Regions from separate parts of the Homo sapiens genome. Here region 2 is linked to region 1. A link is an interaction called in ENCODE POLR2A ChIA-PET data of the cell type or tissue named here. Cell type or tissue: MCF 10A. All regions are shown on one strand. Links, peaks and the distances in the headings refer to the core of each region. The heading gives the core; the rest is flanking DNA. Region 1 overlaps LOC105376041 (a long non-coding RNA gene). Region 2 holds the start of LOC105376042 (a long non-coding RNA gene).

Region 1 (5,380 bases), core at 95-5,094:
ACATCTAATGTAATGGCATATTTGTAAATATGTGAATGTGTAAACATGCAAAAATTTAAGATTGTTTTTAATGATGTGAAGGAAACCCTTTTTTTAAAAAAAAAAAAAAAAAGAGATGGTACCTCATTCTGCTGCCCAGGTTGGAGTGCAATGTCATGATCATAGCTCACTGCAGCCTCAAACTCCTGAGCCTCAAGCCGTCCTCCCCCACTCAGCCTCCTGAGTATCTAGGACTATAGGTGAGCACCACCACGCCTGGCTAATTTAAACAATTTTTTTTTTTCAGAGATGGGGTCTCACTATGAGAAGGAAACACTTATAATGTTAAATGAACAAAGCAGGATTTGCAAACAAAAGAGATAAGCGAACTCCATGCTGCTTTTCAGGGACAACTTTGCTGGTAAGTTCAGACTTTCTAATGGTTCATAGTTGTCCAAAGAGAGATCAGGCTGCTCCAGAGATAGTGAGGTCCTTGTCAAAGAAGGAGTTTAAGAATGAGTCTTGGCAAGGAGCATGGAGGGGGTCAGAAGTAGGGGTCAGGGGAGTTGACGTTTGATTACCTCAAACTGAGCCACCATTCCTGTAGTACAGTGCCCGACCCTGAGACCTGGACTGGACAAAACATGGTCATGATTGAGAAATAAATGTGTACAGAAATGATTTGCCTGCTTTTTATGCAGACATTAAAGGAGGAGTAAGTGAACGGTGTCATAATGAAATTAATGTGTGCTTAATGCAGGTTAGGATACACAATCTCACAGAGGCGCATTTACATATGATCTACATTCCTTTTAAATGGTAGGGAGAGTACTATGTATGCATAACGACTCTTTGAGAATTAAATCAGAAGACTCATTTTCCAACACTGAGCCTGTGGCATCAAAGCCCCTGTATCTGGGTGGAGAAAACATTCCCAAGCTTTGAAGGTGATCAGTCATGTCTATTTCCTTTTAAAATTGCCTGCAAGCCCATAGCCCAGCAGAGGCATTTGTGCTCTTTCATCTCTCTGGTTCCCAGAGTACCAGTTAACACTGTGGGCCACACCTGTGGGCCCCCTAAGATGATAGGAGAAAGTAGGGACAAATTCTCCCAGTCGGGAAGGGGGGTTGAGGTGCCTCTGTTGTCTGGCAGGTGGAGAGATCCCATGCACCTGGGTAAGTAATTAGGCAACAAGAATGGGTGTGATTTTCTTCCTCTTCAGCCTCCAGCCTGAAAACAAACACAACACAGGGAAGACTAGCCAATCCCCCATTCAGAGCAGATGTGTGCCCACCCGGCAGCTGCTGAAGTGGGTATGAATGTCCCATCCATTAATTCCTCCCTTGAACGTAGAGATAAATGGCAGATATTCTCTGTCCTTGGGGAGCTTCCAGCACAGAGGAAGAGAATAGAAGCTCAGTTGAGCAAAGGCCACTCCATAAATAGGCCATGGATTTGAACCTCAAGCTTTAATAGTCAGGGCAATCATAGATAGTCTTCTCCAAGCTAAAGGAAGGTGAAAGCCCTTTCTCCAGACCTCTGGTGGGCGATTACAGAGCAGAAGGCAAGGTGAATTTCTAGAGGGAAGTTCCATAAATGACAGATGGGATTTTTAGGGAGACAGATTTCACTTCAATATTGCATGCAAGGGGATGTAGCAAGATGTAGAACTCTGCAAAGATGGGAATTCAGATACTGAGCAGACGAAAAAGAATGGTAGAGGATTTGCTGTTCTGCTGTAAACCACTATATAACTTGGACAAATTAAAGAAAACAGCTATGGACAGGCACTGGACAGTGTTCTAATACAGGGCTGTGATCCTTGAGAGCGTCAGGGGGTACACAATGTGAGCCCCACATCTACCCAAGCATTCTCCCTGGGGACACTTTCCAGGCCACTCTGCAGGGAGGTGGAGGCCAAGTGGTCTCACTGGACAGAAGAGGTAGACATCAGAATTCAGGAGTAAGGCAGAGATTTGGGGATCTAGGACAGAAAATGAGGAACCACAGAGAGGGAATCCCACAAGTCTTAGACCTTTGGCTGACCCTGTACTGCACAAGTACAGGGCAAGACTTGAGGGAGGCTGCTGGGAGGTGAGAGCTGAGCAGAGATTTGGGGCTCACACAGTGCTGATAAGATTTTAGAGTTCAGGCCCACCCAGAATGAACTGCCCCAGCCCCCCTGGGGTTCTTTCTCCAAGCTCAGTGACACTAGCATCAGCCTAGTGGCACACCCTGCAGAGGTCTCAGTTTGAGCTCCAAGGACCCCTCTTATACGCATCTAAGTTTTAGTCATTCCAGCCATTTCCATTGTTCTCCTAGCCCTCATGGTGGTAGCTGCTTCACAGTTGCTACCTCCAAGTTGCCTAGTTAATAATTCCTCTTCTTCTTCTTTTTTTTGAGACAGGGTCTGGCTCTGTCGCCCAGGCTGGAATGCAGTAGCACGATATTGGTTTACTGCAACTTCTGCCTCTTGTGCTCAAACCATCCTCCTGCCTCAGCCTCCTGAGTAGCTGGGACTACAGGCATTTGCCACTATGCCTGGCTAAATTTTTGTATTTTTTTTGTAGAGACAGGGTTTTGCCATGTTGTCGATCCCAGTCTTGAACTCCTGAACTCAAGTGATCCGCCCACCTCAGCCTCCCAAAGTGCTCAGATTACAGGCATGAGCCACTGTGCCCAGCCAATAATTCTTTTTTTTTTTTTAATTATTATTTTTTGAGACGGAGTCTCACTCTGTCACCCAGGATGGAGTGCAGTGGCATTATCTTGGCTCACTGCGACCTCCACCTCCTGAGTTCAAGCGATTCTCCTGCCTCAGCCTCTCGAGTAGCTGGGACTACAGGTGCATGCTGTCACGCCCAGCTAATTTTTGTATTTTTAGTAGAGACAGGGTTTCGCCATGTTGGTCAGGCTGGTCTCGAACTCCTGACCTCAGGTGATCCACGTGCCTCGGCCTCCCAAAGTGCTGGGATTAGAGGCGTGAGCCACCATGCCTGGCCCAATAATTCTTTATATTACATTCCATTTGTAGGCTTGGCACAGTGGCTCATGCCTGTAATCCCTGTACCTCCCAAGGTTTGTGGGGAGGATTGTGTCAGGACTTCAACAGCCTGGGCAACATAGTGAGACCTCTTTTCTACTAGCAAAAACATGTAAAGTTTGCTGGGCATGGTGGTACATGCCTCCAGCTACCCAGGAGGCTGAGGTAGGGGGATCACTTGAGCCTTGAAGTTCAAGACTGCAGTGAGCTGTGATCAAGCCACTGCACTCCAGCCTGGGGAACAGAGCTGTTGCATGCCTGAAAAAGAAAAAAAGAGAAATGAATTCTATTTGTCATCTGACTAGGTAGGCCTGAGTGATCTAGCTAATAGAACCAGGAGTGGTCCCAGGAAACAACTGTCAAAGATGGGTCACAATCAGAGAACTAGAAAGCTTAACTATAAATATGCTTCAATAATCATACAAATTATTTATTTAAATGATAAATAAGAATACATTTCTTGCAGCTACAGGGTCAGTATTGCTGAAAATGACACAAAAAATGTAATTGTGTGTGTTGCATAATTATAAGTTGAATTCACAGGCTTTCCAGTCTCTTATGTGAAAGTTAGGGAATGAGAACCTGAGACTTGGAATGGAGAAATCTGGGTGGACTCAGATGAAGCTGAGAATCCTGAACCCTTGAGTCATTCTGAGCTTCCTTTGCCAATGGAAGCAGCTTGCCTGTCATGTCTGAGAAGACTCTCTTTCCCTTGCTTAAGGACCCTGTGTTAAGATCACCCAAGGCAGTTGCCTTGCAAGAGATACCTTTTCTCCTCAAAACCTAGGGCTTGTGGCCACTAGACTTTCAACTGACATCAGAACTCTATGTACTTGAGTAGGGCACATACAAGGTTTACCCTGGGAAGATTTAGCTTCTACACCAAAAAAATGGCAAGATTTTGATACATTACATTGTAGAAACCTGGAGAATATGTGCATGAATAGATTCTTAGGGTGTTAGACCAAGGAAGGCAGAATAGAACTTAGCATCAAGTCAAATTTATTGATACAGGTACACTGATCAGAGATTCTGGATTCAATGTGTTGATTTGTGCAGGGGGAAGGGGCTCTATAGTTTACTTAGCTGTTTGAGTGGAACTGGGACTCAATGGTGACCTATATTTAAAGACATTGAGGTGCCAGAACATCCTTGGTGTGTTGTAGGGGATGGGATAAGAAGGCTTAGGGAGATGTTGGAATAGATTTGTTATAGACAACTCGCACACTCACCCACCCAACCAACCACTACATTCTCCAAGGGGGCCCAGAGGACATTCCCTTCACTATGACATTGGGAAATTCATTAGCGAGGGGACCACTACTATCCTTGAAGACTTGGTGGTGGCTCTCCTCTATTGGCCACATATGAAGATAAGAGATGACACCACTGTGATGGGCTCCTTAATCCACTGGGAATCATGGGATCCCAGAATAGCAGAGGCCAAGTGGTAGCATCCAACTGCCAAGGGCAGAGCAGGGCACATACACTGTAATGGGCAGTAAAATGGAGTAAAATGGTGGACATCACTGTGTCTTGACTCACAGGAATCTTGTCATTGGCTAGTTGTCACAGTGTCCCTAGGACTGAAAGAGATGGGCATCTTACTAAAATGCTGTGTGCTTTATGTAACAGGGAAAACTCCATATCTGGTGTCTAGAAGCTGATTTCAATCACCACAGTGGACAGCCAGAATTTCTTGTCCATTTTCAGACCTAGTATTAACCCAGAGCCTCTTCTTTGAAAGGACGGCTGGGTCCCCTTAAAGAAGGACTCTTTACAAATGTATCCTATAAACCATCCTGTAAGCCCTCCCCAGAGGGACCTCTGACCGTTTACGAGAGTGAACCACCATAGCCCACAGTCAAAGTCGGGGAATACAGCACTCAGGGCCCAAGTTCAGATCACAGAGCACACATCCTGTGGTTACTTCCCCACTTCCTAAATAGAATAGATGCACTTGGCAACCAGCAAAATCCCAGCATCAGCTCTGTGACACAAAGTGGAAGGCCCTGGAACTTCCTTTCTGACCAGGAGGGTAAAATATCTGCTGCCAGTTTCCTCACAAATAATTGAAAGAGAATTCATCTTGCCAATGGGAGAATTCACTTTCTTAGAAGGCAGCACAGCCTAGTCTCATAGGAGGAAAGCACCTGCCCCCTTTTTCATGTCTTTGGCCTTTTTCCTTTCAAAATAATAATGTACCATTATTGTGCTAAGAGCACTTGATTGCTTTCTGATCCAGATCAACAAAAAATTACACAGCAAGTCCTTCTTTAACACCGTGGATAGGTTCTTGGAAACTGACTTTAAGTGAGACAACGTATAACAAAACCAATTTTACGTAGGCTCATTGAT
Region 2 (5,380 bases), core at 167-5,166, 71 kb after region 1:
GCTTACTGAAATTTCCCATCTGCTCACTCCTTATAATAATATTTAAGTCCGTAAACTCAAAATAGCTCCTTCAAAATCTGTCTGCTAATTCCAAGATCTATATCCTCTCAGGTATTTTTACGGGTACTTCCTCCCGGGATTTTGGATTCCATTGTCCGGGTTCCCAGGTCTACTGGTTCATGACCGGATGCTGGACAATGAGGATGCGATGTTATGTGGTTTCTGGATTATGTTTTTATTCATCTCTAGGACCTTGAGTTTTGTTTAGGCAGTCAGTTGAGTTACTGGAAACCCTTTTTGTGTGGCTTTGTTCATACTTTGATAGGCTGGGTTTATGATGGCATTGAGCTTAATCTTAGGGCATGGTCCTTTTGCTAAGATGTAGTGTTCACTCTTCTGTAGTTTCATTGAAATGCCAAGGTGTTCCTTAAGGTCTCTCCTCTCTTAGTAGCCAGAAGTGCTCACATACCTCTCAGCCCAAGCAGATGACCTCTGCTAGGCTCAGGAAGCCTCAGCCTGTGTAATTAGACTTGCTCTTGCTCACTATTACATGTTGAAATCTGTGGTATAATATGAAAAAATATATCTGCTCTTTGTCCCCAGTTCTTGACACAGTGCTCCTAAACTCTTAGAATATCCTGAGTGACAAGAGTGTCTTATGTCATTCATAACAAGCCCCTTTTCATCACACCTGAACTTATGGTAATGAGGTGACTTAGGGTGAACCCCAAGACAGCCTCAGCATGGGACTAGTTCGCAGAAACACCAAATTATTAGAGAGTTGGAGCTTTCTGCCCTAATATCCAACCTCCAGGGAAGGGATGAGGGGTGCTAAAGATTGAACCCTCTATAAATGCTCAAACAATGATATTCAGAGAGCTTCTGGGGTGACAAACAGACACCCTGAGCTGCTGAGAGGGTGGCATGCCTGGGGAGGCATGGAAGCTCCACAGAACCCCCCATACCTTGCCCTATGCATCTCTTCCATCTGGCTGTTCCTGAGTTGTATCTTTTAGAATAAACCATTAAGCCTTAAGTAAAGTGTTTTCCTGAGTTCTGTGAGCCATTCCAGCAAGTTATCACACCTGAAAGGGTGCAGTGCTTTGGGAATCGCCTGACTTTGTAGCCACGCTGGACAGAAAGGTGGGTTACCTGGGGACTCAGTACTTGCAACTGGCATCTGAAGTGAGGGGGCACTTGTGGGACTGAGTTCGTTTCCTGTAGAGTCTGATGCTGACTCTGGGAGCTTAGTGTCAGAAGTGAACTGAGTCACTGGACAGGTGTTTGGTGTCTGGAGAGTTGGATAATTGGTTGGTGTGAGAAAACCCCCCACACATTTGGTGTCCAAAGTGTTGTGAGTAAAAACAGCACAAATTCCAAACAAGCTTTTGCCACACCTCTCCTTCCCACATACTAGAGATTCCATTTCTTAATCCTGACCCAGATTCAAATTCCTTCAGCAGCTCAGCAAGACCATTGCTCCATTTGAACTTAATCTCATTGTGCCACAGCAGGAAAGTGTCCATAAAGCAAAGAGACAGAGGATAGAGGGACCGAAATCATGCATTTCTCTTCCCTCAAGGATCACTGTCCCCAAACGCCTGCTGTGTGCAATGCTTGAAAAGAGTTGTGTCACATGTTGTCAATTTTGATAGCTGTTTTTGAGTGCAAGTAGCTTGGTATGATACTGTCATCAGCAGAGTGGTAGTCACAGGTATTGAGCCTTTTAGAATCACTGTGGGGGTTGTGCAAACAGTGGACTGAAAGAATTCAGATTAGAAGCAGTTAAGGGGCTTCTGAAATAAGTCCTGAGGTTGCTGGAATAAGATGATGGCCTCAGGGATAAAGAGAAGGAAGGAAAAATGTTAGGTACCTAAGAGGCAAAAATGGAAAAGAATCAGTTTTTGTTTTGGGGGGTTAGGAGAAGAAAGAGGTAAAGGATGCCTTCTACGGCTCCTGTGTGAGCATCCTGAGTTGGTGCTATCCAGTGAAACAGGTCAAGTTGATTCTCATATTCATACTTGCTTCTTACAAAAAGTATTACATTTAAAAATGAGTAACAAGTTTCATTTAGTAAAGATTAAGTGTTATTAAATCATACACTGAGTTTACTCAGTGTCTATGTGCTCAGAAATTACACTCTATGTTTTTACAGACACATACACTTCTGTGAAAAGACTATAGGATGCACACACTGCTATGCAGAGCACAAACACACACGAGTGTAATTCTACAACACAAATGAACGGACGTTTTCAGAGACAGAAATCTATCTAAATTACCTTCTCAACGATCACTCTCAAAGGTGCACGTCTGTTAGCTCCGACAGGATGGTGTCCTATCAGGGTCCTTTTCCCTGACTTGAGAATGAAGAGTATCTGTCATGAAGGGAGAAGTCACAGTCAGCTGGAATAAGGAGGCCGTCAGCAAGACAGGCTGTCAGGCTCTCCTGGGTTTTCTCTGAAAGACTTCAGCCCACACCTCCCCTTCTGGACACTGAGTGGGAATAACAAGAATCAGAGGCCGCCCCGAACAACAGAGCTCCAAGTGGAGCTCGGGGGTGAACTCAGAGTCCTGCTCTTTCTCCCCCTCATTTGACCCCAGAGAGCAGCAGAATACAGTGCAGTGGCTGTGAAATGGATTTTGAATAGATTATGATATTCATGAGCATTTTTTGCGGGGGAGTCTCTTTTAAGTAGTGTTTTTTTTGACAATTTTGGGACATTTAAGTTAGCAATGACATCAAGAATCTGATGGAAACCATAAGCTCTCACCACAGCAACATGCGCACACCCACAAACTCAGTGGCTCATGGACTCTCTGCAGGTCACTGATGGTTCTTAGGTTAGGAAGGGGCTGGAGGCATCTCACAATATTTATTTGCTGGTTACCTGATCCTAGCATCTGTAAGTGTGCTCAAGCGAGCGGACGGGCATGGATCTGGAATGCAGAGGAGCCCAGGCATGAAGCAGCAGCACAGGCAGCAACTTGCTCTGACAACACCCCCTGACTTCTCTGACTGGATGGGTTACACAACCCAGCGGCCTGTCATCCTGACCATCAGGTCAGAAATGATTGGTGATAAAGTTAGTCACTCAGTCACTTAGATAAGTGGGCAGGCAGTGAAGTCTGCTTCATACACTACCTATTAAGTTTAGTTCCAGTGTCAGGCAAGCAGCTGAGATTCAACATCATTCATTTAAACAGTTTTGTTTATCTTGAGATATTTTTTAAGTTTCCTTTTCATTTTCTCTTTGACCCACTGGTAGCTCAAGAGTGTATTATTTAGTTTCCATCTATTTGTGAATTTTCCTGTTTTCTTACCATTATTGGTTTCTAATTTTCTTCCATTGTGGTAGGAAAAGATACTCGGTATGATTTTCAACCTTTTTTTTTTTTTTTTTGAGACGGAGTCTTACTCTGTTGTCCAGGCTGGAGTGCACTGGCACAATGTTGGCTCACTGCAACCTCTGCCTCCCAGGTTCAAGCGATTCTCCTGCCTCCGCCTCCTGAGGAGCTGGGACTACAGGCACATGCCACCATGCCCAGCTAATTTTTGCATTTTCTTAGTAGAGACGGGGTTTCACCATATTGGCCAGGCTGGACTCAAACTCCTGACCTTGTGATCCACCTGCCTCAGCCTCCCAAAGTGCTGGGATTACAGGCATAAGCCACCGCGCCCGGCTGATTTGCAACTTTTTAAAATTAGTTAAGATTTGATTTGTGACCTAATGTGATCCTAGGAAAGTTTTGTGGGCATTTGGGAAGAATGTGTATTCTGCTATTATGTGGGAAGTTCTGTATGTGTCTGTTGGATCCATTCAGAATATAGCATCGATCAAGTCAGCTGTTTCTGTATTGCTCTTCTGCCTGGATATTCTATTATTACAAGTGGAGAATTGAAGTCTCCTACTATTATGGTATTGCACTCAATTTCTCCCTTTGGATCTGTCAATATTTGCTTTATGTATCTGTATATTTGGGTGCTAGTCACATAATTTGCAGTTTTTCAAATGGATTTTTGACTTTTCATCAGCTTGGAAGAGCTTTTTTTATCATACATATGAACTGTGAATAAATTTTCTTAGTCGATTTGGGTTGTTTTAGTCCCTCAAAGGTATCTAATGTTTTATAGCGAAATCCTTTCCCTTTTCTTTTACAGTTTCTATATTTTTGTTTTCATGTAAAAGTTGTCACAATCTCTACAACACACATAGGTTTTCCTTTTTTATTGTCTGTTTCACCAACTAAAATATGTTCTTCATGTGGAAAAGGACATAACCTATCTTGTTCATCATTGTATCACCAGTTCCTAGAGCAGGCCTCAAGTATGTCAACAACTTAATAAGTATATTGTGAGTACATAAATGAAATTATTTTTATTTCTGTAAAACCCCTTGTGTATGCACTTGACTGACTCAAGTAAAATGGTCTGAACTGGAGAAAGGAACTATTCCCTTCAAAGTATGTCATAGGGCCTTCAACTTACACTGTTAGTGCAACAAGATCTCCATCATTGCTTAAGTGTGTCAAAACTCAGACATTCATCAATAGCTCCAATAAGACAAAGTTGTCATATGGGTTAGCCTCTGATTTTTCTTTTTCAGATGGAGTCTCTCAAGCTGGAGTGCAGTGGCGTGATCTCGGCTCACTGCAACCTCTGCCTCCCGGGTTCAAGTGATTCCTCCAGCTCAGCCTCCCAAGTAGCTGGGATTACAGGTACCTGTAATCATGCCTGGCTAATTTCTGTATTTTTAGTAGACACAGGGTTTCACCATGTTGGCCAGGCTGGTGTTGAACTCCTGACCTCAAGTAATACACCAGCTTCAGTCTCCCAAAGTGCTGGGATTACAGGCGTGAGCCACTGTGCCTGGCCAATTTTTCTACTAAGTTCTAAATTAGACATTGCCTGTATATCACCTGAACATCACCCCAAGACTCTTTCTCTGTGAGATGGTAAGCCCCATCTGGTAATTTTCCACCTGACCAAAATGGTTCCTGCTGGTGTAATAGATTCTTACATGAATTTATTCCCTGTCTACAACTAGATGGACCGCACATGAGCACTTCTCCATCGGGGGCCAACTGGAACTTCTTCCTGGGAATTTAGAATATTGTATCATTAAAAAAATGAAGTAAAGCTGGGAAATAACAACAGCCGTTATCTAGCTCTAGTTTTAACCAAAATTATTTTGTCACCCTCCTACATTATAGCTGCTCTGTGTTCTTCCTCTGACTTTTGTGAGTCAACAAAGTCATCTTTTACCCAAGTTAATTCAAGTTGGGTTTATGACATTAGAATTTAAGATCCTGAAGTATTACAAAAAGAGACTAAAAATTCAAGTTTTCTCCCCCAATCCATTCTTTTAAAAACCAGGAG

The links. ChIA-PET counts read pairs that join two places held together with the same protein. Peaks named below come from ENCODE experiments on the same cell type or tissue, not always from the same donor. Only the 100,000 strongest peaks of a DNase experiment are listed, where the experiment ranks them.
Region 2: POLR2A ChIA-PET joins it to region 1 with 5 read pairs; 2 of 35 experiments call an interaction of 5 or more read pairs at or near these places.

What each region holds. Positions count from the first base shown.
Region 1 is chr9:38,426,364-38,431,743 of GRCh38, forward strand. LOC105376041 (a long non-coding RNA gene) reads left to right here. Exons shown (of 8, transcript XR_007061487.1): 2 at 287-400. Among named protein-coding and RNA genes, the nearest start is that of IGFBPL1, 4.6 kb to the left of the region's middle. RefSeq lists an enhancer at 1-3,415. In MCF 10A, for the core only: no CTCF peak of the experiment used is centred there; no DNase peak of the experiment used is centred there.
Region 2 is chr9:38,497,363-38,502,742 of GRCh38, forward strand. It overlaps LOC105376042 (a long non-coding RNA gene), which reads left to right and starts at 2,289. Exons shown (of 2, transcript XR_929607.3): 1 at 2,289-4,719. In MCF 10A, for the core only: no CTCF peak of the experiment used is centred there; a DNase peak (open chromatin) is centred at 2,989.